Linked DNA regions of Homo sapiens: region 1 is linked to region 2. A link is an interaction called in ENCODE POLR2A ChIA-PET data of the cell type or tissue named here. Cell type or tissue: PC-9. All regions are shown on one strand. Each heading gives the region's core, and the rest is flanking DNA. Links, peaks and the distances in the headings are about the cores only.

Region 1 (15,169 bases), core at 6,179-10,178, 170 kb after region 2:
TCCTCCCTGCCTTGATGATTTAGCTATGTATTCAAGAGGATTATTCAGAAGAGGTTTGACATTTGCATTAAAAATATTTGCCAACAAAACGACTCTCCAGTGATAGAAGTCACATCATTGGTTGCTGGGACAGACAGAGGCATTGCAGAGGGGAGTGAGGGACTTTCTGGGTGATGCAGATACATCTTCATAGAGGTGGGGTTGCATATATAGATATATGTTGCTCAAAAATCACAGATATGTTCATTTAAAAGGTGTCCTGTTAACTTCATATACTTTAAAGATCAATAATGTTGATTTTTAAATGCCTGAGGAGATATGTATGCTACATCCTCTAGTTAATTTTATCAGATGAATTATCAGGCATATATATTTCCATTTCTGTGACTTCTGAGTCCTCAACCTAAGATTTCTTGGCAGAATGTGTCCATATCTGTCTTTGCACATTGGTGTGGTGGAAGAGGTTGTCTGAGATCAGCAAAGGAAATCAAAATAGCTAGGCTTCTACTATATGCTAGATATTTTATGCCATTAAAGGTGCTATGATGTTCTGAATCTTCTGCCGGGGCTCTTGTAGGAAATGTTCATCGAAGGCTTTGGTGGCCCCCACAGCTTCCTGGAGGGCCCCTAAGGTTTCTGCACAGGAAAGCGGTGACTCTGCAAGGCTGTGTCTTGGCTGCTGGCACAGAGATACAGGGCCGAGTCTTCTGGCTGCAGGGTGTGTAGGTGAAGGAATAAGTGAGAGCTGTTGGGGCATTCAGGTGAGAAGCGACTTGGCACACTGTTGTTTTCAGTCTGTTCTTTAAAGTTGTAGACAAACATGAGCTCCAGTGGCTTCTTAGCACTTTGCTTGTACCAATACATAGCGTTATGCCCCAGATGTTGTTCACATTTCAAAGACTTCTTATTTGTCATTCCCATGACCAGGTGTCTTGGTGTCTGCGTAACTCCCGTTTCCATGGGGACTGCGGGGGGAAAGGGACAAAATTCAGGCAGAGCCCAGGAGGAGGCTTGTTGCTGAAATCACAAGGAAAAAGTTTCGAATTCAAGGACAGCTGATGTGAACCCAACTCACCCGCTCCCAGGAGACAGAGAACCGCACAGCAGAGCAGCCTGCAGCCCATGCTAGCCTCGGGTCTGAGATGGGGCCTCTGACTGGGGTCCTCTGGGTGAGGTGCTGGGCTCTGGTCTCCTTGGCCTTGGTTGGTGGTTTTTCCTGTGATGTCACTGCTCCTGACAGTTTCCCCAGACCCAGGGGATATTTATACCCGGCCGTTTTACATCCTTTCTAGGTCCTGATAGAAGGCAGATTTGAATTGTCTGGGCTGGGATGAATGGGCTGGGGAGAAAGGGCAGAGCCAGCTTTTTACCCCCCAAGGATATTCCTCTGGCAGGGGCTCCTTTGTTCTCAGCTGCTTCCTCATTATGTGGATCCTACCCCTGTCTCTGTCCCCGTGTCTTTCAGGATCCCTCTCAGCAACAGACCACTCCCATTCAAGAAATCTCCTTCTCCTCTGAGGGATCACACAAGACAGCACCATTCAAAATGTCCATTCCCTCAATGCCTAAGCGCGGTGGAGCCCTTTTTGCTCGGTTCTGTGGAGGGAGGGTGGCTACATGACCACGGATGCAGTGTGGACCAGCGCCCATCTTTCAAGGGCATGGCTGTGATGCCAACCAGCAACCAGGCACCGGGGAGGGAGCTGAGGGAGCACGAAAGGGATGAGCCACCCTCTGTCCCTGAAGTGGAGGGGCATGAGCCTTGGCTGGGCTTAGAGCTAACATACACAGGATGCTGAAAAAGAACAACCCAAGGTGTGTGGAACAAGGGAAAGGGAAATCAGCTTGAAACTGACATAATAAATAAACACAAAAATGAAATGATTCATAATCCCTAAGTGATTTTAACCATCCATTGTTAATAGCACATGTTTGTTAGTATTTTATAATGACAATTGTGATTGTACGGTTAAGGTTGTAGTTACAAATCAGTTACATAAAAATCTATGTTGGGGGTAGAAGGGAGTTACCATGATTAAACTATGGGTTGATAATTTAGAGATTTTTTTAACTTGGAGATGTGCTGGGCCAGGAGGAAAGTGTTAGCATTTTTCTGATGTGTAAATTGTTTCAGAGTATTTTTATGTGGCCCTTAAAGCAAAGAATGTAAAGGCATGTAGATCAGAATTTAAGAAAAGTGGTTGAATTGTCTCGTCCTGAACAGGTTACATATATGAGAGACCTTCAACCTGCTACAGTTGGATATACTTCATTCTTAGATAAGAACCTAACATCAACCTGATTTAAAGGTTAATGTTGTTAGTATTCAAATTATTATAATAGGAGTCTGCTTCAGCAAGGAAACAGTTCTTGGCCCTTCCACCAAAAAAGAAAAAAAAATTGAATTAAAAAGAATTTGATTGCATTGTGTGGCTCTCAATAAGGAAACCAAATTTCAAGGATTTTTGTTTTTTAGTGGGATTCAACCTACCTTGAATAACAATGACAATGAGAGGCTTGACTACCCTGAGGTCAGTAGCTAACATAAACATGTCTCAAAGCATAGGGTGGGTGACAGGTGAGTTGAAGTCATCTGAATTCCAGATGGATCTGAAGAAGGAGAATGACCTCAGGACTGTCTGAATTGCAAGAAAGAAGAGTGAAGAGTGGAATGGTAACGTGAAGTAAAGTCAGTAAACATGTCTGTACCAAATATCGTTAGTTTATGTGATTGAAGATAGGACATAACTGACTCCAAGACAGCTGGGATTTAAGACACAGGGTAGTAAAAAGGAACCCAAAAATTATATGTAAGAAACCCCCCTTTTTTTTTTCCTGAGCCAGATCCTAAATTGTGTATGCAGAGGGTGGCAGACCAGAAGGCTGAGCAGAGAACAAGTTCTGGAAGGCTGAAGACATGGGCAGAGATTTCAGAAGAGCCAGGGCATTCAGACCCAGTTGCAGTGGAGTGATGTGGCGAATACACTGTGATTCCCACTAAGACCCTGGGAAGGCCATGCACTAGCAATGATGACCACAGGCTGGGGCTCCCTAAGAGGAAGGGCAAAGCTCAAATAGAACCTAGCAAGTCCTACATTTAACCCTTCCAGAATAAAACCCAACACTCTTTCCAAGAGATAACATAATCCAGAGCCTCAAGCCTATGTCTTCCACAATGCTTTACATAAACCCTTTCTAATCTTTCATGGAGGATATTTAGAAGTCTCCTAATCATTCATGCCACCCAAAAATCTATCTCCTTTCAGATCCGTACTACTACCAATGTTACTGTAACACAATATCAGTTTCATCATGTTGTTTCACTTGGAGTAGGACCAGTGGCTCACCACTGCCTAGGGATTTATGTCCAAAGTCCTTTCCATGTCAATTCTAGATTTGCTTCAACTTCGCTCCTGCTCACCTCCCCACGTGCTGTCTTTCTTTCAGCCCAAGCACATGGCAGGGGCCCAGGCCACTCAGCATCTATAGGGCTTATTTGAGAAGGACACAGAAATTAAAGTCAGAGCAAAGGGGGCCCTGCTACTGTCATTCACAGCTGGGATCCAGCAAGCCCATGAGTGGGTGCTACAACTGTGCCAAGAACTTCTCTGGGCCAGAACCCAGAAGGAGACATGGTGCTGGAGCCTGGTGCCCAGGGTAGGGCCAGAACAAAAAGGGAGATTTCCTAGCTCAAAGTTCAGGTTTTATGGGTTGGATACTTGCGGTAAAAGCAAAGAGAACCCTTTTCCACATATGACACCATCTCTCAACAAAGTCACTGTTACCATGGTTTGTTTGGTGCCGTTGCATTCAGTGTGTGAACTTGAAGGCCAATTAAATATGTGTGATATGGGAACTCAAAATAATTCCATTAAAATGATTAATTGTTGTCACAATACCATTATAAAATAAATAATTTGAATGAGTGGGTAGATGAGAAAAGAAATAAATAAAAATGAATAAATAATTTTGGAGAATGAGCTTCCACCAGCTGGAAAGTAATTTTGAGGCTATTTCATCCTCTTACCTATCTCCAGATAGGATTGTCCCTAACATGGATCAGGTAGCTCACAGAAATTTAGCCTCTTTTAAAACCATAAAACTTTCCAGGAGCACCTTGCACTCTTAAATGTATGTATTTGAAAAGGATTAATCAATACAGGTTTTAAAATGTTACTAATAGATTTTTTGAAAAAAATGTATTCTCCAGTGATAGAAATCACATCATTGGTTGTCAGAGATGGAGAGAGTCATGGCAAAGGGGTATGAGAGAGATTTCTGGGTGATAGAGACCTTTTTATAGGGATAGTGGTTATAAGGATATACATATATATCCTTATAACCCATATATATGTCTATATATATATATATATATATATAACCATTGATCTGTTTATTTAACATGTGTAATGTTTATATTGTACAATTTATATATCAATTGTGCTGATTTTAAAATGTCTGAGAAGGCATGTACGCTATGTTCTGCAGGTAATTTCATCAAATGAATCATCAAGCATATATATTTCAACTTCTGTGAGTTCTGAGTCCTCAACCTAAGATTCCTGGGCAGAATGTGTTCATATTTGTCTTTGCTCATTGGCACAGTGGAAGAGGCTGTTTGAGATTAGCAAAGGAAATCAAAATAGCTAGAATCTACTATATGCTAGATACTTTGTCATATTAAATCTTTGTACAACTCTTCATAAGGGCAGTAGTCATCTCATTTTACAGAAAAAAATAAAAACCCAAAACACAAACTAAACGCAGCATGTCAAGAATGGCCTCAGGTCTTTACAAGTTGGTGTTAGAATGGGAGTCAGGGCTGAGTGTCATGGCATCTAGCCAGAGATCTCTCCTTACATCACTGTCTCCAGGGTAAACTGATCTCTTTCCATGTTGTTAGAGCCAGTTGATCTGAAAGGGATGTAGGATCCAATATTCTGATTTTTGAAGGTAGGCATCTCTCTCTATGAAATGCACTATAGCACAGAGTTATAAATGCAAAAATTGGACAGATCAGGTTGAAGTCCCAATACTGTATCCTAATAGCTCTTCAATTTGGTCAAGTTTTTTAACCTATGAGCCAATTCCCTCATCTGTAAAATGAGAATAGCATTTGCATCTTAAGGTTTTTTTCTGATAGCTGAATTTCTAATTAATTGAACTTTTTCAAATGAAAGATTTTTATTTGGCATATAGTGAATTGACAAATAAAAGTTGGCATTATTATTTTTTTCTGAATGTTCTCCATGGAGCAGAATTTATCTGTGAATGTGCCTGAATAAACTCAGTGCTTGCAGCTCTGCAAATGACTCTGCCACTCACATGACAGAGAGTTTCATAGAAATAGCCAAATGTTATATCCATTTAATCCTGCAGATCTGAAACATGGAATATTATTAAGGGTTAGAAAAGAAAAACAATCCTTCCATATGTGTCATAGATGAACCTGGAGGACATTGTTCTAAGTGAACAAGTCAAGCACAGAAACGCAAACACTGCATGTTTCTGTTTATATGAGGCAACCATGTCAAACTCATGGAAGCAAAGATGAGAATGTTTCTTTCCAAGAGCTGGGAGTTGGGGAAAATGCGGAGTTGCTGTCAACAGGTATAAAATTTCAGTTAAGCAGGATGAGGAAGTTTTAGAGATCTTCTGTACAACCTTGTGCCTGTAGACTATGATACTGTTTTGTACACTTAAAAATCTGTTCAGAGGATAGGTCTCATGTTAAATGTCCTTACCAAAAGTTTAAATAAAAAAGAAATACAAGCTGGCAAAGAAGAGAGAAGGAGAAACCAAAGAGAGAATGAGAAGAAGAAAGGAAATATATAAATTCAAAAACTAAGTACACTAAACATAAAACAATTGAAAATAAACATAAAACAATTGAAAAATGAAAATAAATGCAGACCTTAGTGTTATAAATAGCCAAAAAATATTTTTTATTTTAAAATATTCTTTCTTTCTTTATTTATTTTCTTTTTTTATTTTTTAAAATCTGCCATCATCTGCAGATACTTTTCTTTTTCATTTTCTATTTGACGACATAGGGTATCTTATACACAGTAGGTCCCCCAAAAAAGTTTATTGAATAAAAGAATAAAATAAATTAACTAGTGAATAACAATTACTAGTGTTCCTTTTTCTCAAGATATGTTGCATCCGTTACAGGAAGTCTACAGTTCAGAAAATTACCACCCCTTTTTTTTTCTTTTTCTTTTTCTTTCCTTCCTTCCTTCCTTCCTTCCTTCCTTCCTTCCTTCCTTCCTTCCTCTCTCTCTCTCTTTCTTTCTTTCCTTCTTTCGGGCGTCTAGCTCTGTTGTCCAGCCTGGATTGCAATGGCACAATCTCAGCTCACTGCAACCTCCACCTCCTGAGTTCAAACAATTCCCATTCCTCAGCCTCCTGAGTAGCTGGGATTACAGGCACCCACCAGTATGCCTGGCTGATTTATTTTATTTTTAGTAGAGACGTGGTTTCTCCATGTTGGCAGGCTGGTCTCGAACTCCTGGGCTCAAACAATTCACCTGCCTCAGCCTCCCAAAGTGCTGGGATTACAGCTGTGAAGCATCATGGCTGGCCAGAAAATTACACTTTTTTTTTTTGTCTCAATGAAGGATGAATGTATATGCTTGGCCTGGAAGTCACATGTTCCTTGGACTTCTCAGGGAAGAGACTATACTGATTACGTATGAGGCATGAACTTCACAACCTGTTGATGGGGACCTGTAAAGGGGAAAGCAGGTGAAAGGATAGAGCTACAAAGAAGGGGTTAAGGAGAGGTGTTGGCACAACAGGCTTGAGACTTTTATTTTATTTTATTTTATTTTATTTTATTTTATTTTATTTTGTTTTATTTTGAGACAGAGTCTCACTCTGTTGCTCAGGATGGAGTGCAATGGCATGATCTCGGCTCACTGCAACCTCTGCCTCCAGGGTTCAAGCGATTCTCCTGCATCGGCCACCTGAGTAGCTGGGATTACAGGTGTGCACCACCACACCTGGCCAAATTTTTATATTTTTAGTAGAGATAGGGTTTCACCGATTTTCCCAGGCTGGTCTCGAACTCCTGAGCTCAGGAGATTTGCCCACCTCGGCCTCCCAAAGTGCTAGGGTCACAGGTGTGAGCCACTGCACCCAGTCTTCAGCCAGTTATTAAGTATGAGACCCCGGACAGCTGATTTCCTTCAGATACATAAACAGGTAAAATAATACTTATCCTGCATAATTTATGTGAATATTAAAGCAGATCACATGTAGAAGCAGCAGAAAGTGCCTGGGAAAAGCCTATCAGCTCTCCAGGGCCTGAACCCTTCTGGCTGACAGCATGTCTCTCACGGTCACTTCCTGAGTGGGGGCAGGAATGTTTCTGGAGCTTCCTGCGGGAACTGGCCTTTGCGAGTTTCTCTCCCTGCAGGCCACCACTGCCCCTTGCACCCTTTGGCAGGTCCCAGGCTCAGCTGCTCCATGCATCTGTCCCGCACAGCCCTGAAACTAAAGGTTTGGTGGGTGGAGAGCAGGCCCCACATGCCCACATCACACCTTACTTTCCTCTACCTGCCCTGTCCCTGCCCTGACACTGATTCCCAGCCCTTGTGGCTGAAGCTCCTTCACCATCCACTGCCCAAGCAGACACAGGGACACTCTACTCTTTGGTGCAAACTGAGGCCTCCAGCACCTCTACTCTTCTCTGGTAGTGGGGAGTTTGTGTTTAACTCTGGATCCACTCTGAATCAAACCACTCCCCTGAAGCCAGCAGGCAGCCAAGCATAGGCTTCAGCTCCTCTCTTGGCCACCTTCCCACCCCTCTCCAGGGTTCCCTGCAGCATTGTGGAGCCACAGCGTCACCAAGTGGCCAACATTCCACAGTCTCATGGATTCACACCTGACCTGATGAGTTCAAGATTGTCCAAATCAGGAACAAAGATGCCCCACTCCCACCCTTGCAACCCTCATCCTCACACCCTCTATGCTTTCCCCAAAAGGCCAATTTAGGGTTGATCTTCAAATTCACCCTGGGCCAAGTGAGGCAAAAGGACACATGAACCAATCTTTTTATTACAAAATAAACCGTTGTTGCACTTAGAGAGCAGCCAAAATTACACAGACCCTTAATTAAACAGTGTGAGGATGTCAAGCCCACCTAGCCCAGAAACACTGCATTGTTCCCTGGCTCCCTTTGCTTAATCAGGCCCAATCTTTTCCTATTTTGTATTTAAATTAATATCAGTAAATTTTACATCATGTGTTTTATAAGAGAGGATTTCCTGATTTTCTTTTTTTTTTTTTTGAGACGGAGCTTCGCTCTATCACGCAGGCTGGAGTGCAGTGGTGCGATCTCGGCTCAGTGCAACCTCCACCTCCCAGGTTCAAGTGATTCTCCTGCCACAGCCTCCCGAGTAGCTGGGATTACAGGGGTGCACCACCACGCCTAGCTAAATTTTTGTATTTTTGGCAGAGATGGGGTTTCACCATGTTGGCCAGGCTGGTCTCAAACTCCTGACCTCGTGATCCACCTCCCTCAGCCTCCTAAAGTGCTGGGATTACAGGCATGAGCCACTGCACCCGGCCCCATTTTTTGAGTTTACAAATTTATTTCTGAATTTGTAAAATTTTAAAATAAACAACCCTATCAGCTATAACTTAGGCCGATTCAGTGGCTGTGACATTTCCCATCACTCCCTGGGGTTAGGAAAGTGCCTATGAACTCCACCAGTGATCCAGTGATGCTTAGTAAATGCCACCCACAGAAACTATTTGCATCTCCACAAGAAAACATACTCACACTCACAAGCACATGCACACAACGTGTTTTAATTGGCAAGGCTGATGAGGTTCAATTACTGAGCACAGCTACTTTTTCTTTCAGTGTTTTAAGTTGATTTCTGAGAAGGACCATTGTTGATGTTTCCAGTCTCACCAAATATCTAAAGATGTGGTCATGGAAAGTGTGGTTATGATGACAAATATTTTTCAGCAAGATTGTGAGACTGGATAAATGTCACTAAGATGTAATGATTTTCTTTTTTCTCAGAAGAACATTTGCAAATTCTGACTTTAAACACAGTTCGGGTACTTTAGAGAACAAGTCATCAATTATGACTGTGAAGACAGAATTGTTTAGGATATTGCAGAATTTGTGTAGAAAACTGAGCCTATCCCTAAAGACTCTCCAGTATGTTTCATGTAGTAGAAGTCTCTTGTAAAGAGGAGATAGTAATTCATGTATTCCAGGGGTCTATGTAAGTGGACTTGAATTGATTCATGTTATAAACATCAGGCAGTTCCAATTATATTCTTGGTTTGGCCTGTGGAGTGAAGAGAGTGATATCATAGAGTGCCAGAGAATGCTGGGATGAGAAGTGAAGAGGAAGACAGGTGGGAGGGAGCCCGTCCTTGGCAGATGAGCAGTGTCTGGCCCTGTCGTGGGAAAATAAATGTCCTTCTGGGCCATGGAAACAGTGAGTGCAAACGCAGAGGATGTGAAAGGCTGCTGAGTTTTACAAAATCTTCGGAAACCGTTTGGTCACAGAAGGTAATCAGATCTGGATGACGAGTGTTAGAAAGCATTCCTAGGAAAGCAGAATTTATCTTGGGGAGAAGCGCAGAGCATTTTCTCCTTCAAAACCAAGGGCAATCTGACATTCTCTGTATTTTGGGAAGTACCTGACTTCCCTGAGGAGTTAAGATCAGGGCCAGAGTCCAGAAAGAAGACATCAGGACCAACTTCAGGGTTCTTACAGGAGACAAGCGGCTGTTTGGTGTTTTTCCCAACTGAGACTGGCCTCAACGTGATGCCAGTTGCTATCAGTCCTTTCTTTATATTTTCTAGGTGTCGAAAACTTTTGGAGTGGGGAGAAGAACGTTCGTGGTGCACAGAACACGACTTTTCATCATTTTCTGCTCTATTACTATTTTCAGTCATCTTTGATCAGGTTCTCTTTTCTTGACTTTTCCCAAATCTCAGTTTCTTCTTCCTCAAGTATATAAAGCAAACTCCTGTGACTCTACCTTCTTCACTATGCCATTTTCAACAATCTTGACCCCAAAATAAAATTCCCTGCCCTGAATAAAGAAGACCCAAGCTATGAAATCACAAAAACTTCCTCTATCCCGGTAGCTTACAGCATCTGGTGAAGTCGGTAATTTCTCAAAAAAAAAATAAAACAGGGACCAACCCTAGACAGACAGAGATATGCGACCTTTAAGACAAAGAACTCAAAATCGTGCTTTGAGGAAACTCAATGAAATTCAAGATAAACAAACATGTCCCCCAAAATGACAGTCAATGTTACGATAAAAATAAAGATTAGTAAAAGACTGACCAGATAATGAGATAGCCTTATATTTCCAAGGTCATCTTGACCTTCAAGAAGGGGTCAAATATGCATTAACAAGTGAAAAATAGGAATATAAAAAGTAGGATCATTTGCAAGGCAATACACAGTATCTAATGTGGAAAGTAACGACGGATATAATTAAGACCAGCAAAAGGCCTGCTATGTGAAATGAGTAACTTGCACAAGGCACATCTGCTGATCTGAGCAGCGGAGAGGGAAGAGATTATTCTGGAAGAGGCAGAGGAGTGGTGTGAGATAAGGACACACTGGTGCAAAATAGTATCATTAGCAAACAGAACCTGCCGGGGGACTGTGGCCTATATGACTTTTCTTTCCACTGTCCTCTGTGAGAGCTCAAATGCACCATTTTCTGTTCCAAGGATTTGCTCCCGCAGCCCTCACTCCACCCCAGTTAGAAGCTGCTGGTATTTATTCCTCTGCAGTCTCCCATGGACAAACTCCCACTCCTTCTTCGTGGAGCATGGTCTAGAGCAGAGGTCATCTCTCCCTCCCTCCAAATCCCACAGTAATTGGCATGAGCCTCTCTCATAGCTTGCTCACGTGCCACCTAATTCTGCACCTTTTCATTTCAACTAGATTGAGAGTTAGGTGTGGATCATGAACCTTAAACAACACCTTCATCAACAGGATGTGTAAATGACTGCTTTCACTGTTCTATCGTGAACAGAAGAAATACACCATTAAAATGATTGTTTAAATTAATTTAACCACAAAAACTTTCCCAAATGCTGTCAACAATGCAACCGCAAAAGAATTACTCTCCTAAATTGTGAGATTGTAGAATGAAACAAGAAGCAAAGAAAATTATGTCAAATATTGGAGAGGAGCCTCAGAATTTGAATCCCTCTTCTACAAATATCATTTGACATGATGCCTCTCTCTACCTGAGACACAGAATGGCACCTGTGCCCCATACCCACTGGAGACTGTGGAAATCTGGAGGGAGCAACCTTGGTGATTCTGCCCCAAGAGAAGGGATTCTCTGGAGCTCTGGACAACATCCTGGGACTAAGATGGACAGTGGGAGTATTGCAGCTTGGAGAGGATAATATTTAAGGTGAGTATGATCCTTCTGACCTCTCAGCCCAAAATGAATCCAGGGTCATACCTGATGGTCAGGGGCTGCTTAGTTTCCTATGCAAATTAGTCCATGCTGCAGGGTCTGTCAGTGCCACAGAGGAATAGCGGGGCACTATAGTATAAAGTGACTCACAGCCCAGAGCTGCTGCTTGCCCCATCTCTGTTTTCAGTGATTGCAGCATCTGCATACTTCATGCAAGGAAGGATAATTTGAAAATAATGGACTGGTTCCCTGTTTCCTTTAGCTACATTCCAAATAGTTGTCTTGTTTCAGATTGGCATGCTCATAGGAGACACAGACCCACAGAGCAAGGGAATTTGGAGATTGGAGAGAAGTAGGATCACTTGAGATTCCCTTAGACTATGGCTTCTAGGAGCAGAAACAGATGGACAGTGGATTCTGAGCCTTTTTGGCCCCATAAGACATGCCCTAATAGGATCATCATTGTATCAGAAAACATTCCAGTGATGTCCTTGTAAACTGGATATCTGTGAGGGTGGGGCCATGCCTAGTAGCATTTGTCAGTTCCTATGGTATCAGCATAGCCACTATGGCAGATTTCAAGCTGTCATCATGGCTTCATTCAATGAGGATTTGGGAAGGGTTTGCCTATTTGGCTCTTCTGAATCATGCAAGCTGGTTCCAGCACATTCCCAGACTCAGGAGCATAGCTTTCAATCTTGTTCAATCCTCCATACTCAACACCCTTAAAACGAGTTACCAGCAACTGTAGCACAGCCTGTTGTTTTCGTGATAGGATAAGAGTGTGTGTCCCTAGTTCTTAGAGTGGACAAAGGGGTGTTTGTGCAGAGAAAGGATTGCCAAGTCCTCTGAAGCTGCTGAGATCACAGAACACAAGGCTATGCCAACTGGTTTGAAAGCTTCTAGACTTTGATTCAAAATAATTTTATGGACATTCTGCTTTGGTTCAACTAAAAAATTCAACTCTGTTAGCATGTTCCCAGAATGTAGTCCAGTGTTATTAACTCTAGTCACTTTGTTGTATAAAAGATTTTTTAAACTTCTTCCTCCTATCTGAGTGAAATTTTGTATCCTTTGACCAGCATCTCCCCAGCACCCCATCTCCACCCCAGCCTCTGGTAATTACTGCTCTAGTCTTTCGATGTGTCTTAATTTCCCTGAGGTCTTTAACTCAAGAAGACAGGGGTATTTTCTTTATAATAATGCTTATATTACTTTTTGTTTTCTTTATTTTTTCAAATATATTATTTGTTATGAATATAAATAAGTATATTGTAATAAAATCTTCCACCTCTCTGTGGGTGAAGCTACAGTTCTCATTTCATTAGAGCAGGGCTTGTATTTCTTCTTTTTTTAGCTATTAATAAAATATTCCCTTTATGCCCTTGTATGTTCACCCTCAGTGTAGGTAGGAAGCCCTGCCCACCTTTTTTACATCTTTTTTCAGCAACAGTGTTTACAGCTGTGGTCTGAATTCTGTTCAAGCCTAAGAATCAGAGCTGGTCCACTATTGTGAGCGTGGGTCTCAGGAGTCATGTGGATAAAGGTGGAAAAAGATGGACACAAGGTCTTAGGAAGTCCTTGAAATAGCATCCGAAGGTCAGGGAATTTCCATCTGTGCCCGGGGCGTCCTCACTCCCAGGAGACACAAGGTAACAGCAAGGAGTGATTTGATGATGGCAAAATTGTAATGGGTTCAGAACAATCCCTGCCAAGGACCATCATTTGCTAGAGAAAGACGTTTGGTGTCTGCGGCACCACAATATCCAATAACTGAATTTGGGGAACTATAATTTTCCAAGGAGCTATGCAGGACCATGCACTTCTGTCCTGGCTGGGTCTGGAATATTCTATCTTAAACTTGGTGTATGGGGCTGTCTCTGAGGACTCCCAGAAACCCATGATCCATAATTATGTCAGCGTTGGTCACAGCATGAAATTTAGAATATGTGAACTGTAGCTTTACCCAAAGAGAGGTGAAGGATTTTTATTACAATATACTTATTTATATTTACAATAAACACTATATTGCAAGACATAAAATAACGAAACAAAAACAAAGCAAAAATAATGTAAGCATCATTATAGAGAAAATTCCCCCATCTTGTTGAGCTAAAGACCTCAGGGAAATTACTTCAAATTCAAAGACTAGAGCAGTAATTAGCAAAGGCTGGAGTAGAGATGGACTGTTGGGAAGATGTTGGTCAACAGATACAAAATCTCACTCAGATAAGACGAAGATGTTACAAAGATCTATTATACAACAAATGACTAGAGTTAGCAACAGTGGATTGTATTCTGGGAAAATGCTAACAGAGTACATTTTAAGTATTCTCACCACTGGAAAGGATAAGGATTGAGGTACTGCATATGTTAACTAGCTAGATTTAGTCATTGCACTATGTACATACATTTTTAAACGCAGGTTGCATGGTATACACATATACAACTCTTATTTGTCAGCATTCAGGTTCTAGAAACCCCATTTCCTAGGGAACCAAGCTGACACTGGAGCAGTAGTGCTGTGGCTGAGCTGCTGGCACAGAGATACACAGCCAAGTCCCCCTGCTGTGTGCGCTGGAACTTCAGAGTGGAGATGGATCCCTCAGACCTCTGTGCAGAGAACCGATCACGGGGAAGCCCCGATTTGTCTGCTGCATCCTTGCCTTGGAAGTAAATTGGAAACTCCAGGCCCTGCCCCAGGCTCTGTCGGTACCAATAAAGGGCATTATGACCTGAAATTGGATCATATCTGAGAGCTACATCCTTTCCCTTCTTTGCTACCTTGTGTCTCAGGGACTGGGAGACTCCAGCACCTGTGTGATCTGTGGAGACAGAAATTGGGAACTGAATGAGAAAAACAACTATAGTCAGCTCTCTCTCTCTCTCTCTCACACACACATCTCACACACATACACACACACACACACACACACAGGAGACTGCTTGGCATCTGAGGAATCACCTGCCCCCAGGAGACATATGGCTGCCCAGCAGAGGAGCCTTGTGCCCATGGCAGGGTCAGGGCAGGATGGGAGCTTTACCAGATCAGAGTCACTGTGAGTAGGAGCAGAGGAGGAGGGATGTCCTTGTTCCCACACAGAAGGTCCCATAGTGACATCACATCCTCTCTCAATCCACGCAATGACAGGAACAAAGGATTTATTTTAGGACCTACTTAAATGCCTCCTTTAAATATTTATGAGTTCCTTGCTTTTTGCTTGTTTGTTCTTTGAGACAGAGCCTTGCTCCATTGCCCAGAATGGAGTGCAGCAGTGTGATCTCGGCTCACTGCAAACTCTGCCTCCCAAGTTCAAGTGATCCTCCTGCCTCAGCCTCCTGAGTAGCTGGGATTACAGACTCACACCACCATACCAGGCTAATTTTTGTATTTTTAGTAGAGACGGGGTTTCACCACATTGCCCCGGCTGGTCTCAAACTCATGACCTCAAGTGATCCGCCCACCTTGGTCTCCCAAAGTGCTGGGATTACAGGCGTGAGCCCAGCACTTTGGGAGGCGGAGGCAGGTGGATCATGAGGTCAGGAGATCGAGACCATCCTGGCTAATATGGTGAAACCCTGTCTCTTCTAAAAATACAAAAAATGAGCCAGGCGTTGTGGCGGGCGCCTCTAGTCCAAGCTACTTGGGAGGCTGAGGCAGGAGAATGGCTTGAACCCGGGAGGCGGAGCTTGCAGTGAGCCGAGATTGCGCCACTGTACTCCAGCCTGGGCGACAGAGCGA
Region 2 (15,169 bases), core at 4,482-8,481:
ACAGTACTGGGGATTGGCACAGACTTCTCAATTGGCATTGACCTCTCTCATGGCATGCTCACATGCCCCCTAACTGTGCCTTTTCATTTCCACTAGACTGAAAGTTAGATGTGGGCAATGAAACTTAACACCTTTATCATAAGATACACAAGTAACTGCTTTCAAAATTATTGCTGTTTCTTTCACTGCCTTGGGTTACAGCTGAACAGGAAAAAAAGGCACAATTTCTTAATGTGACTTAACCACAAAAACCTTCCCAAGTGCCAAAAACAATATAACTACCAAGGGATTGCTCTCCTCATTGGCGAGATGGAAAAATAAACCAAAAAAAAAAAAAAAACAAAGAAAATATTGTCAAATACTTTAATGGAGACACAGAAACCCAGTCCCTCTTATACAAACATCACTGTTTGGCCTCCCTCTACCTGAGAGACAGACAGAGCCATTCCTGTGCCCTACACCTGGCAGGAAAGCCCTGCTGGAGCCTGTGGGGAGCTGGTGAGGATGAGCCTTGGTGATTCTGCCCCAGAGCAGGGATTCTCAGGGAACTCTGGACAACTTCCAGGGACTGAGATGGAGAGTGGCCACACTCAGTCCAGGAGAGGAGAATACTGAGGATGTGATCCTTCTGATCTCTCAGCCTAAAGTAAAAGCAGAGTCATTCCTGACTGGTGTGGAGCTGCTTAGTTTCTAAAGCAAAATAGTCCTTGTTTCAGGGTCTGTCAGTGACATAGAAGAATAGCGGGGCTCTATGTGGTTCACAACCCAGAGTTGCTGCTTGGCCATCTCTGTTCCCAATGACTCCAGCATCTGAATATTCCATGTGAGGAAAGATAATTTGTAAATAATGAACTGGTTCAGTGATACCTTTAGGTACATTCAAAATAGTTGTCATGTTCCAGACTGGCATTCTTGAAGGAAACACAGAGCTACAGTGCAAGAGAATTTGGGAGTTGAATGGAAATAGGAACAATTGACGGCCCCTTAGGTGATGGGTTCTAAGAACAAGAGTAGTGGGGAAATAAATTCTGAGCTATATTGGCCTAGCTCAGAAATGGCATAAGAGGGACATCAGAAAATACCCCAGTAATGTGCTGATAAACTGTGTGTCTGTGAAGGTGGGGGCATGGCTGGTAGCATTTCCTAATTTCTGTTGTACCAACATACCCACCATGGCAGATTTCAAGCTCCCAGCATGGCTTCACTGAACAGGGAGCTGGGAAAAGTATGCCTATTTACTTCTTTTGAGTCATACAAGCCATAGACTAAAGAGAAAAGCTTCAAACTTCTTCAATGCTTCCTACTAAACATACTAAAATGAGGCCACAGCAACTATAGCATACCTCATTATTTTCATGATAAGATCAGAGTGTGTGATCCTGGGTCTTGGAATGGACAACGGGATGTTTGTGCAGAGAAAGGATTTCTGAGTCCTCTGAAGCTGCTGAGATCACAGAGCAAAGAGTTATGCTGGCTGGTTGGGGAGCCGCTAGCCTTTGACTTGAAGTAATTGCAATGAAATGTTTCTCCTGCTTAACTTAAGACAACAGAATGATTTCATTAGAACAGAAACCACATTCCTCCCTATTTGTTCGTTAGTACCATCTACCCTTTGCTCCTCTTGCATGTTCATTCTCTCTATAAATTGGAAGCCCTGCTCACTTTTGTTACATGTTCTTGCAGCACCATTTACAACAGTGGACTGTGGTCTGTTCAGCCTCAGTGTCAGAGCTTGTCCACTGTTAGGACCAGTTGTCTCAGCAGTCACATGGAGGAAAGTGGCAGCAGTTAGAAGGTCTCAGAAGACAGGGAATTCCCATCTGTGTGCTGGCCTTACTCAGTCCCAGAAGACACAGGGCGGCTGAGCAAGGAGTCATTTGATGACGACACAAGAAAAAATGGGTCAAGAGCAATTCCCTGCCAGTGACCATCATTCTCTGGGGAAAGAAATTTGGTGTCTGTACCACACCATAATTTCTGATCAGTGAATTTGGAAGGACTATGATGCCCCTCCTAGCTATGAAAGATTCAGGGCACCTCTATCAGGGTTGCATCTGGGACACTGAGTCCCAGACTTGGAGAAGTGGTCTGTCGCTGAGGACTCCCCGAAACCCATAATGCATAATCACATCAGCTCTGACCAGTGCATTCCATTTCATAGATACAAACTGCAGCATCACCCACAGACAGATGGAAGATTCTATTGCAATATAATCATTGTACTTCTATTTCTAACAAGTGCTATATAACACTATATATTATGAAAAAATATAATAAAAAGGAATAGATTCAATATTATAAATAAAACACTTTTTGAGTTAAAGGCCTTGGGAGAATTATTTCAAATCAAATGAGTTGGACAACAATCAAAACACTCAGAGTCTGAAAATCAGATTTCCTGAGTGAATCAAGGTGAAGTGGCAGCGGTGGTGATGCATGCTTCTGTCTATCAGGACAGCAGCAATGGCAAATGGAAATAAAATAAAGGATACTCTTGGCTTAAAGTAGGCAGAAGAAATGAAGTGTTATTGTTACCATGATTGTATTTATCAAGTAAGGACCACAAATTTGCAAAGACCTTTACTTCAAACAGGAAGAGAGGTTTGATATTTTGTGGCAGAAAACTTCCAAGGTGACAGGGATAGAAGAGGCTTCAGAAGAAAGATCTTCTCGGGGATGTAGCCTCAGACCTTCCAGATGCCCCAACATATGAAGAAGAGGCATGTTTCCTGCCTATGACAACCTCATGTATGTGGGCAACACAGCAGCCTCCAAGACCTATAGAAGATGCATGTCTGCTCTGAAGGCCAAGGCTAAGACACCCACTCCTTGTTTGGAGCAGTGAGCTGGCTCCGAGCCCTCCTAGAGTGCAGTGGGACGTGATTGTTTTCACCACTTACATTTGCAGTCACTGTGTTTCAGGAATGAATCTGTGGTCTCTTTCCACCCAAAGGACAACCGAGGTCCAAATCTACCTCTTTCCCAGGAAAAGTGAGGAGCAAAGAGAGGCCTCTGTTAATGATCTCTGGGAGCTGCAAAGAGAGAGAAGGATGAGGTTTGTGAACAGGAAGGAGGCGACTGTGCCATGCTGTGGCTAAGCTGCTGGCACAGCGATACATGGCTGAGTCCCGCTGCTCTGTGCGCTGAATCGTCAGAGTGGAGATGGATCCCTCAGGCCTCTCTGCAGAGAACCGATCACTGGGCAGCCCTGATTTGTCTGGTTGAGCTTCATAATTGAAGTAAGTCAGAAACTCTGGGCCCTGCCCCAGGGCCTGTTGATACCAATAAAGGGTTGCATGACTCGAAATTGGATCACACCTGAGAGTTACATCCTGTCCCCTCTTTGTGACTTTGTACCTGGGAGACTGGGAGACTCCAGCACCTGTGTGATCTGTGGAAACAGAATCTGGCAACAGAATAAGGAAAACATTTGTAGTCATCTCACACACACACACACACACACACACACACACAGACACACATGCATACACACACACACCTACATACAGAAAAAATATGAAACTACTTTGTGTTTTGAGGACTCACCTGTCCCTAGGAAACCCAGGACCACCCAGCATAGGAGACTGGTACCCATGACAGTGTCAGACCAGGATGGGGGCTTTACCAGATCAGTGTCACTGTGAGCAGGAGCGGAGGATGAGGGATGTCCTTGTCTCCACAGGGCAGTTCCCACAGTGACATCACTTCCTCTCTCAATCCTCAGGACCTCAGGGTCACAGCATTTCTATTAGAACACACTTGGGTGACACTTTAAATATTTATAACCTCCGTTTTAACAACATCAATTCATGGCTCATTGGTTTGTGCTCCAGAGCCGTCTGTGCCTGGAGACCTCACACTGCATCTCTGAGTTCATCTTCTCATCCTACAGCCGCTCCCCTGCCTGCTGGGCATGTCCTGTAGGATGCAACAACAGCGCCCCTAACATAGGGCACAAAGGGTTGAGCTCATTGTCTTTCCCGCAAGTCAGGGTCCCCTGTGCCATCCCAATCATGCCCCAGCTTCCTCCATTCCCCCAGTCACACGTGCCCAATGAGACTGTCCCATCACATGGGTTCCCTCAAGAACTGCCCTCATGCCTTTCTTCTGGGATCATTTCCCACCCTTGTTAACCGTAATTCAGAAAAGATGCCCATAGAAAACCATCTCAGGCATACAGTGACTTATTAATGCTCATCTATTCCATGCCCTAGACTGGGTAACTGGGAACTTCCATGTGAAAAACACTAGGATCTGAAGTTCTAGCATCAAAGATTTGTTTTACCGTTGTCTAATTTAAGACGCTGATGGAAGAAAAGTACTCAGTTTACTGTTTAGGTCCAACTTATAAAAATAAAATGAATATTCTTTACCCTGAAATCATACGTTCTCCTTTGAGTAAATTAAAAGGTCACATAAATCATGAATTAAACCTACCAGGCTAGACTGGGCCAAGAGAAGACAGAGCTTTTTTCTGGAAAGGCTAAGTTTCCAGGGTTAGTCAATGTGGTGCAGGAAGGAGGCTGGTACGTGAAGTATTTTTCCTCGTTAGAAGATGCTGGGATGTGTGATATCCTGGGTACTCAGCTGATCTGGGGGGAAGGGTGGCCAAGTGTGTAATACAAGGGATGAAATGTCATCAGTAGGATTGTCCTGGGAAATTGCCTTTCAACAATCTGAGACATGTTTTGGGCTCTTTGGCCCCCTCTGCTCCATCCTGTTTGGGGGCCAGGTCTCTACTTGGAGAGAAGGCAACTCTAGCACACTGTATTCTTGCCATCTTCACAGAAATGCAGGGCAATTTCTGCAGATCTGAGGATTTCACTTTAGGTTGGCCATCAAATCATTGAGCTGATCAGCTACAAATTCATGAAGCACATTTCTCATACTGCACAGTCAAAAGGGAGACCAGAACACTTGCTTTGGTTATAAAAGAACTGGATGGAGGAAGGCAGCAAGATGTGAGCTTCCCTCCTACTGTCTCCACAGGTCACTGCACTCTGACCAGGCGTCTGATGTCCATCCAACTCCATCAGGATAGAAGCTCAGGAAGGAGACAGAAGCAGGAGGCAGAGCCCTGCCTCTGGGTGGAGCGAGATTTCAGGCACAGGATTAAAAGAAAATTTAGTAGCCAGTGTCTGGAACATCTACATACAAATTGTGTCCACATTCACTTGGGCAGCACAGGTGTCCCCCGGAGAGGAGTCCACGGACCGTGGCAGGTTGAGTCAGTTGTGTGATCTGATGCCTTAATCTGGGAGAATCCATACTGTGCTGGATTGTGTTAAGTCAACTTTGCAAATGTAAGAGTCTGACTTTCCCAGAATGCCATTTATCATTCTGGGTTAGAGATGGTCAAGGATACATTTTGTAACATTTAGAAGACAGATACAAAACAGTCACTATAACAATTGGCAGGTCATTGTGGTGAGAGAGTGAGAGTCAGTGACCAGCAGATACAGAGGCATCCAACAGACCTAGGAAGTCCTGTTCCTTCTGCACCCTGTGTCCAGTTCATCTTGCCAAATGCTGCCCAACAGCAGCCAGGCTGCCCCCAGTGTTTGGCACTATACCCGCAGGCATGGCCCCCACACAGAGGGAACAGCTTCCCCAGAAGCAGGTTTCCTCGGCCTTTTCCTGTGCTCCCGGCTCAAGGTCCCACTGCATGGCCTGGCATGCTCTGATCCTCTCATGTCCCTGCCACTCCAGCCTGTCCTGCCCGAGCTCCAGGAGCCCTGGCTACTGACTGGCTCCCTCACCTTCTGACTTCTCTCCTCAAGACCTTGTCTTCCTCAGCTCCTCCCACATATGCATAAAGTCTAATTCTGATCATAAATCTTTTACACTCACAAACCTGTAGTGGCTCTGTTTTATTGATGCAAACCTAATGGAGATTTTCTTACCAGAAGTGGTTTCAAGGAACAACCTTTAAGGATGGAATTCTTGAAGTGGATCTCTGATCTGTCTAGATTTGTTGTGGGGAAAGATCCTGAAGGAGAGCACAGAGACCTGGAGGAGGTCAGGTGCTGCAGCCACAAGAGGAAGCCTTGAACCAGGTGTGGCCGCCATGATAGTGATTCCCCATCAATTTCCAAGACCGACCTGAGCCCAGCAATCAAAGAGGTGGGCTTTCTTGTACTTAATGCTAGATCTCTGGCAGGTTACAGTAGATGTAGCGTGTTCCTGCTATTTGTTCGTCCACCCACTCATCACTCACTCAGCCTGTCATTCACTCATCTATTCTCTGTGAAATGGGTCTCCCCACATGCCAGGCACCGATGTTGGTAAATACAGCAGGCACAGTCTTAGCTCCCATGGGCTTAAAAATTGGGTGGAGAGGCCAGGCGTGCTGGCTAACGCCTGTATCCCCACACTTTGGGAGGCCGAGAAGGGCAGATCATGAGGCCAGGAGATCGAGACCATCCTGGCCAACATGGTAAAACCCCATCTCTACTAAAAATACAAACAAGAATTAGCTGGGCGTGGTGGCACATGTCTGTAATCCCAGCTACTCGGGAGGCTGAGGCAGGAGAATCACTTGAATCAGAGTATCAGAGGTTGCAGTGAGCAGAGATCATGCCACTGCACTCCAGCCTGGTGACGGAGTGAGACTGTGTCTTAAAAAAAAAAAAATTGGGTGGAGCACAAAAATAATCAGACAAGCATCTGAGAAAGCCCAACTGTGCTAAAGGTTGCTAACAGACATATGATTCATTGAGAGCTTATGAGAGGAAAGTTGATCTTACCTGGGAGGGGAGGGAGTGCTTCCCGCAGGAGGGGCTGATCATACTGAGATCTGAAGCACAGGAAGGAGCTGGCCACTAGAGAAAGGAAGGCTCTGGCCCAGGGCAAAGAAAATGGCCTTTGAAGTCTCTGTGACGGGAAGGAAGGAGTCACAGAGAGGTGCTCCCCTCATGGCTGCAGTAGAGAGGGGCAGGGAAGTGGGGGGTGGAGGATGACTGCGGAGGTGGGAAAGGTGGGCCACAGGAGGGTGGGGGCTGGGGGAAACCCTAGAGAGGAAGCAACATGGTCACCAGGGAGAGACAGGAGTCTAGATGGATCTGAAATACAAATCCTGTTTCATCCTGGGGGCCTTGGACTCAGGATGATGAGTAGAAAAGTAGGAGCTGGGGAAGCCCTGGCCCCAACCCCAAAAGTAGAGCTTGTAGGAGAGAGCAACAAAGGAGACATATGAGGACCTGGGACCAGTCCAGGCCTGGCTGAGATGCCTACAGAGGCACCTGGCACAGAGCGAGGCTCATACTGTCTGGGCCACTTGGGGCCACTTCGGGTTCCAAGGTTCCCGTTGCAGAATACTCTGCCCAGGTCATCCCTGAGTCTCAGGTCGGGGTGGAGGGCAGAGCCTCCCTGCCTTTATGTGCAGAGAGGAGACAACCTTGTAGCGCTGTGGAGTAACTGCTGGCACACAAGTACACAGATGTCTGGGAGGGAGCAGCCGACACCAGCCTGAGTGGGAAATCCTCTGTGTTTAATCTAGAGACATTGTAGCCATTGGGGACTTCTTTGTCAGTAGTACCAGCAGCAGCTGAGTAGTAAATCAGTCTCAGCCCCATGCCTGGGTCTTGTCGATACCAGGACATGTATCCATGGTTCATATCCTGGGCACACTGCAGTGTCATGCTCTGTCCTGTCTTCAGGATGTGGAATTTTGGGGTCTGAGTGACACCAGCATTCACGGGACCTGCAGAGAAGAACAAAACTGATGCTGCAGCCCCAGTGGAAAGGGGATGGGCCTTGAAATCCACGCAAGGGCCCTGCCCAGGACCCACCTGCCCACAGGAGAGAAAAGGCCGCACAGCACAGGAGCCCGAGGCTCATGGCAGGGGCTGCAGGACGGAGGGGTCTTCTGGGTCTGTGCATTGATAAAAGGGGAACAGGACTCTCAAGGGAGTCATTCTGAGACATCATTCTCCCTGCCTGGGCCCCAGAGCCTTCCAGTCAGGAGAGGCCACGCCCATTCCCCAGATGGTCAAATTCAAGATAAATGCACCAGTGAACAGCTGAGAATGAGAAGAACACATTTGTCTGAATTGAAACAAGTCTACAAGATTTTCATGACCTTTTGTAAAGAGTTTGTAATTCAATGTAAATTTTAATTCTTCAATAATATAATTAATATTCTGATGTTAGTTATCTACACAGTGCTGTAGTCTAGACTCTTAGGGAAACTTCTCATGTCTTCCTGGTGTTTTTGATTCCTGTATCCCAAATACTCCTTCAAGTATCCTTTTCTAATTTGCTTAATTGACCATAATCCTGTTTAAAATCCTTTGTCTATATTGGTTTTCTCTGTTATCAAGTTTCCAGATCCTAGGTGCAGGCTTCTCAACATTGCAGGAGTCGTTTTGCTCTGTTTCTTGTCAATTCACTGACAGATGGGACTCCTGACAAACCCAGCTGAGCACCTTCAGCTCAACGCAGGTCTCTTGCTTTCCATGCCTAGGGTGAGACCATATCAGGCAGAACCAGCTCATGCTGCTGACTGCCCTCTCTGTGTGGATGATGATGGCCACCCAGCGCTGCCCATGATCTGTGGGCACAAAGGTGGCCTGATGCATGAGGGACTTGGGGAGAAAGGGCAGACTTTAGGGTAAGGAAGAATGCTCTGTTTTTATTTGAGATGCCATCTTTCATAGGGAATATCCCTTTGTGCAGGGTTCCTGCCATTAATTTAGTAATAAATAAAATTTAGTAATAAAAAGGAGCTCTAATAACATATCTTGTGATTCATCCAGAGTTTTACAAGCTTTCCACTGGGGTTTCTCCTTGTCTATTTTCTGAGCTCATCATCTTCTCCTTGACCCAGCCAACACCCTCCTCCCAGGTCCCTGTGTCTACTGAACCAAGCAGCAGGGTTTGATTCCTTCTGGCTACCCTCATTTCCATGGCTGCTTAATTATGGGTGGAGTGGGTTTGGGATGGCACAGGACAAAACAAAGTAAAGGGCATTATTCTTCTTAGGGCTCTGATTCACACTGAGAACTACATGCTTCATGGTAGAGCCTCATGGTACTCATCGCGTGTGGATCAACACCCACCCCAACCTCACCTCTCACCTTGCCACCAAGTTAGAGACTCTTAGAGTAGAAAAGGCCTTAGAAATAATCTTGTTTCCATTTCCAGGCGTGCTTTGTAATGTGGACTTGTTATTAATATTTAACACAGCTATTTGTCCTTCATTTCCAAAGAAATTACTCCCTCAGCTGTGCATCTGCGCTGAGACCTAAAAAATCCATTAGGAGAAGGTGGAGGGTTGCATCACAGCTTCACAGCTTAGAATTTGATATTACATGTCCTTTGTCTTTGACATCCTGCGGCCACTCTGCCGTGTTCCCAACTGTTCCTCCCCACTGCCTGTGCTTCCTTCTCTGTTGATTCAAAGAAAATAAGATCCTCCTAATTTTAGAATGCAGGAACATTTACCAATTTCTGGCCCATGAGAGTCTCTCTTTGAACTCTGAGATATTTATTAAACAAACTCTGACTCCATTGGCCGTGCCATTTTTCGCTTCGCCACCAGTCTTCAAAAGATAAAGGAGATGTATAGATGTTTACTTAACCTTGAAAATAAATTATCCCACCTTCCAAATACTTACAAAGGAAAACTGACTAAAATCAGATGGATTCTAGTTAATATTGGTTTCCTCTACATTTCATGTTAGGAAGTGACCACTTAGTTGCTTCTCCTCCCTCCCTTATTTTAACAACAGCTCCTCACACAGCTCCCTGACCTAGTTTATCCACATCAGTGTCTCTGCTACATGTTGTGATGGGAATAATTTTGTCAAAGCTCAGATCTTCCAGTTCCAGGCCACTAATCACTTACCCACTCTAGTATCTCCCCACTGCCAACACCATGATGCTTGTACCTGCGGTGCTATAGGGTACACAGACTGTCTCAACCCTGGTGTCCGATCTGAAGACAACGCCAGATGGTTCTAGACTTCCCCTCCCTCAAACTCCAGTGACCCCTCTATCAATTCCACATGGAAGCAAGCCGACTGCCCTTCATCTGCCTCCACCATTTATTAGCTCTGAGACCATGGGCAAGGCTATTTATTGATTTCCTGGACTCTAGCCTCATCTAGACTCATCTATAAAACAAGACTAGCATTCCCCTCAATGCTTTATGAGGATGAACTGAGATACCATGTAGTCTCTGGTAGGTTTGATAAAGGTCTATCCTTTTATCCCTCCCTGTCTCCTCATGCAGGAGAAACCAAATGGAGCTCTCAGACCTGCCAGGACTATGAGTGATGGAAAAGCTGGAATCATCAACTGGGTGCTGGGGTGAGGAGAACCTGGAAGCGTAAAGATGCCATTTGGTCACTTTAGAAAAGATCTGGCAGAATTTAGGAAACAGACAATACAGCATGAATGTACCTGTCTACCCTCATTATGCAATATGAAGCAGATAATAGGAGCAAGTTAGATCTATATCAACCAATCTGGAACAATAAAGACCAAGATATACAGAAAAGAGTACACATTTGGCAGTTAAAGTGTACAGGTGAACCCATTTTCTGTAGGTGTACTTGGGTAGAAAGGTGTGCATGAACACAGAAAAGAGGGGTGAAAAGAAGCACACCAGAGCGTTAATATTGGTTACCAATGGAACATGGGATTGGATTCGAGAGCATTATTGACATTTTCATTATATATATTATTTAAATTGGTTATTAAAAAATCTTAACGACATGCAAGCTTTAAGTTTACACTTTTCATCAGGCATCAGAATTTGCAGTGTCTAAATGGGCAAAGTACAGAAAGCTTCTGTTTATGGAACCCCGTATAAAGGCTCATTTGTTTTTAATAAACCGAGGAGAAAGTGTGCTCCGTAAAAACACACGAGCTCCTGGTGAACACAGCCAGTCTCTGACTGCTGAGGAGGGTGAGCATCGAGGTCGATACATTTGATGGTGAGGTCAGCTTGGCTGATTATGAACTAATAAGGCTTCTACCTGTGAAAGCCTGATCACCACGGGGAAGTGGAGGATCTCACCCCTTGTTCTAGAACAGCCTTTGAATAGCCCCCGATTGGAAAAGGAAGAGAAATGAGCACCCTCTAGTGCCTGCATTTCCAAACTCAGTGAGAGCTCGTTTCCAGTTTTACATTGTTCAAGCTTTAGAAATGCTCTTTGTTTCTGATCCAAGTAGCAGTATTATTACAATGTCGATTGTAACGATATTCCAGCGTTTATCAACAGCACACTGCTTTCTCAAATACAGCTTTAGTGAGTGGGTGGAAGAAAATGCTGTCCCTAGGGAAGATGTTCTGACTTTGGTCTGTTTAAGGTTCAATTATTTAAAATAACTAGTCTATTTTTGGTCTTTATTGCCTAAAGAGATAAAACTGCATTTGTCTTCAAAGCATAGATGCAAATCATTCTGGCAAAATTGGGACTTCTGTCTATCCGTGGGCCATTCTTGGGGATTGTATATTTGATTATTTCCACCCAGAATGGCTCTCACAATTCTTCAGGGACTAACACATAGCCCTGCTCTGTAAATGGAGCCTCTGCCTCTCAATCAGCCTTTCCTAACTGGCAAAGGAGGGTAACAAGCAAAGGTCTCTGCTCAGCGCCCTGCACCAAAATCAGGTGTGGGCTGGAGGAAGCTGGTGACCATGAACTCTGTGTCTCTGACATTGCCCACCAATTCATGGAAATGGACACCCATAATATCGCTCAGTGTGTCAGGCACCATGACCTCAAAGCCACCCAAAGAGATATTTGTGCCTTGGGAAAACTCTCCATAAGAGCATGGGGAAGCCATTTGTTTTCTTCTCCATGACCTTTTAATGTCAGTGTTTGACATTATGTTTCTGATCACTCTCTCAGAGTGATTAGGTGCGCTGTGTCTGTGAGACTCCCAAATCCAGGACACCTGTGAGGGAAGGAGATTGAAGGAGGAGATTAGGCAGGAAGGCGATAGGGCAGATAGGAAATTCAGTCGTGCAGAAAGGCTTGGATCCAGTTACTTATCCATGACAGGGATTTCTCATCTGTTTCCAGGACTCATTTGATCCTAGGAGATGAAGGGATAGAGGTTCCGATTTAATGCGTCCAGACATCTAAGTGGGTACTCAGACGGCCTTTCAATATCTGCTCTTCATTTTTCAAGATTGGCCAGTTTCAAGATTGGAACTGCTGTTGGTCCTGACAATAAAATGGGGAACAAAACATCCACAATTTGTAAAATGATGCATGTTACAGTCTAGAATGCAAGAGTAGTGTCAATTAAATAGTCACACAAAGTCATGGAAAATGACTATGGTGCTAAATCTATGAATTTTAATACATATTATAAGCTGTGAGCATTTACAATAAGGAGGTGCAGCCTAGGAAAACTGTTGAAGGAGTGTCTCCCTAGAGATGGTTGTAGATAAACTGACAGTTGGAGCAAGAACAAAGAAGAAGAGACTTGTGTTGACACAGAGAATACAGCATGGAGTGGAAAGGCCTTTGGTGGGAGGAGCATGATGCATGAGGAATGTCCTGAACTGAGGCATCTGTGGTTGACGTGGAGGTGAAGGTGCAGAGGGAGAGGACAGCTGGGAGCAGACATCATGTGGAGGAGGCTGAGGACTGACATGAGCATGGTGTGGGGAAGATGGAGTTGTGAAGGCCGACGGGGAAAAGTTGTCAATGCTGTCTGCAAATATACAATTTCAAATGAACTTTCCTTTCTGAGAGCAAGTGAAGAAGAGGACTTCTGAGGCCAGAGCTGGAGGAGGGGCCTGGGAGAGAGGCGGCAACTGCTCACATCACTGTGATGTGCGTTCCCTCGTCCAGCTGAGACTGGCCTGGGAGAGAAGCTCAACACAGGGCAGAGTTTCCCATGCACAGGGATGCTCAGAAATCTGAGGGCCCCAGCCTGGGCAGTGTTGGGGAGACTCCTATGGGAAAACGTCTTCCACTGCCTAGAACATGGTCTCGTGAAGACAAGGCCACCTATATCTTCCACTGAACATTGTGTGCAGAGGAAGGTGGCTGTGGGGTGACTGCTGGTGCAAGAGGGCACAGAGGTCTGGGAGAGGCTGACACAAAGGCCACATATTTGGCTTTGAGAGAAAGTCACAGACCCTCAGGGATTTCTCTGTATTGCGGGCTGGGACAGATCAGCTGTACACCAGGTTCAGCTCCTATTAACACCTACACATGTAGTCATGGATGACAGTCTCAGGCATCTCCGTGCCACTTCATGTACTGCCTTTGTTCTCTGGTATCTTAAGGATTTGATTGTCCCAGCTTCTGTGAGGTTTATGACAGAAGGAAGATGAGTGCCCAAGGAGGGACCCCAATAATGGAGACCTGAGGTAAAGGCTTAAGCTGGGATGTGGTGAGCCAAGGAAAAGGCTTTAAAGATCTTACCTGCCCCAAGTAGGCAAAAGGCCACACCACTGAGGAGTCTGGTGGTCATGGTAGGGTCAGGGAAAAATGGGGAAATTGTGGGGAGGTTTTTCAGCTTGTGTGTTGGGGACATAAATCCTAGATGTCAGTAGAGTCAACTGATGATGCCACTGCCCCTGCCAGCCAGTGACTCTGCCCTCTGCCTGCAATTCTCCCTCTACCTGCTGCAACCTTCAACCTACAGTCAAGTCATAAACCTTCACCCATATGGTCTCTGCTCCTGGCTGTCTTTCTTCTACAAGACAATAGACTGACAAAGTTCATGCTCATTTGCCCTCCACCTACCTCTCCACCGTCAGCTCCAGGTGTCCACTTAGGGCTCTTTTTGACAAGCTATTGTTTCTTCACTGAATATATGTCCTTCCCTCCCATTCCTAGGTCTGTATCTTATTTCTTACATGAGATGTATTTCAGGTACATTTATTCTTAGTGGTGAAAATCCAAACTTAAATTTTAGTAGAATAAGTTGAGAAAAATATGCTTAGACATTTATATGAAAAAGTGGTTTTTGTCTACACACAAACAAAATTGTTTTTAGTTTTTGTTGCATTAAATTAAGCTCTTGTGCACCAAAAACTCCATAAAAATGAAAATATAAGCTGCAGACTGGGGAAAGACAAAGGGAATGCATATAAATGATTGTTAAAATGTGTGAAATTTAACATTCCTCAAAGGAGCTAATGAAAAGGACATAGTAATGACCCCTGAAGACATTTCAGCCTCTACTGCGGCCCTGCTGGTCACTAGACGGCAGTGTGAGGGCTCTGATTTACTGACCAGGATGCAGAAGATGATGATGGAGCAGGGGGGTAGGTGGAAAATGGATGGACTAGTTTGTTTCCTACTTCTGATCCTTACAAGCCAAGAGACATTGGGGAAAATGACTCAATGTCCCTGAGCCTTCTATCTGTAAAGGAAGAATAAGAATGTTTGATGTGCAAGATTGTTGAAAGGCATTAAGCTATGTAAGAAATGCAAATAATCAAGCACACATCTGGGGCTCAGCAGTCACTCTTGTACTGAGGTGACAAGCTGCAAGAAGATGCAGCACAGAAGTGGGCACACTCAGGACACAGGAAACTTGGGCTTTATTGGTTGGGAGAGCTCTGCCCTCAGTAGGACACAAGACATGCCTTCCAAACAACTAAAAGCTTCCCTTGAAGGAGTGAAATCTGGGTGGGGCCTGCAGCTCTCAAGGCAAAGCTAAGGCAGGAAGTTTATATACAGAACGTCAGTGACTCTGATGGGCTGTGCCAAGCTGCTGGCACAGAGATAGAGGGCCGAGTCCCCCAGCAACAAGGCGTTCACATTCAGCTCAGAGCTATAGTTAGGGAACTGGTGACCTGAGAATCGATCAGGGAAGTTGCCTCTCTGTCTCTCTTCCTCCTCATAATACTGAAAGATAAACTGGGGCCCCTGACCCAGGGCCTGTTGGTACCAGGACACAGTGTCATGCCCAGACTTAGGAGAGCATCTCAGAGTCACTTGCTGTCCTCTCGTTTTGATCAGGTGTGTGGGACTTTGGGTGACTCCAGCGTCCACTAAGCCTGTGGGAAAAGCAGATGGAGGATGAGCACAGGGACAGCCTGGAGGTCCTCCCCAAGGTAAAGTGGAGGACACAGGGGTGGGAAAGCTGAGAATGGGGCTGCTGTCCTGTGCCCAGGACTCACCTGCTCCCAGGAGACAAAGCAGTGCCCAGCAGAGGAGCCCGGGGCCCATGGCACAGAGGGACAGGA

Evidence for each region. ChIA-PET counts read pairs that join two places held together with the same protein. Peaks named below come from ENCODE experiments on the same cell type or tissue, not always from the same donor. Only the 100,000 strongest peaks of a DNase experiment are listed, where the experiment ranks them.
Region 1: POLR2A ChIA-PET joins it to region 2 with 5 read pairs; 2 of 35 experiments call an interaction of 5 or more read pairs at or near these places.

The regions. Positions count from the first base shown.
Region 1 is chr7:142,331,487-142,346,655 of GRCh38, reverse strand. LOC105375539 (a long non-coding RNA gene) reads left to right here and starts at 9,937. Exons shown (of 2, transcript XR_928061.3): 1 at 9,937-11,421. It also overlaps TRB, the pseudogene TRBV7-1 and TRBV4-2. RefSeq lists enhancers at 1,189-1,690, 13,755-14,255. In PC-9, for the core only: a CTCF peak has its summit at 7,867 (motif pointing left); a DNase peak (open chromatin) is centred at 7,805.
Region 2 is chr7:142,500,052-142,515,220 of GRCh38, reverse strand. It overlaps TRB, TRBV5-6, TRBV6-8 and TRBV7-7. Among named protein-coding and RNA genes, the nearest start is that of MIR11400, 33 kb to the right of the region's middle. In PC-9, for the core only: no CTCF peak of the experiment used is centred there; a DNase peak (open chromatin) is centred at 6,720; H3K27ac peaks cover 2,580 bases.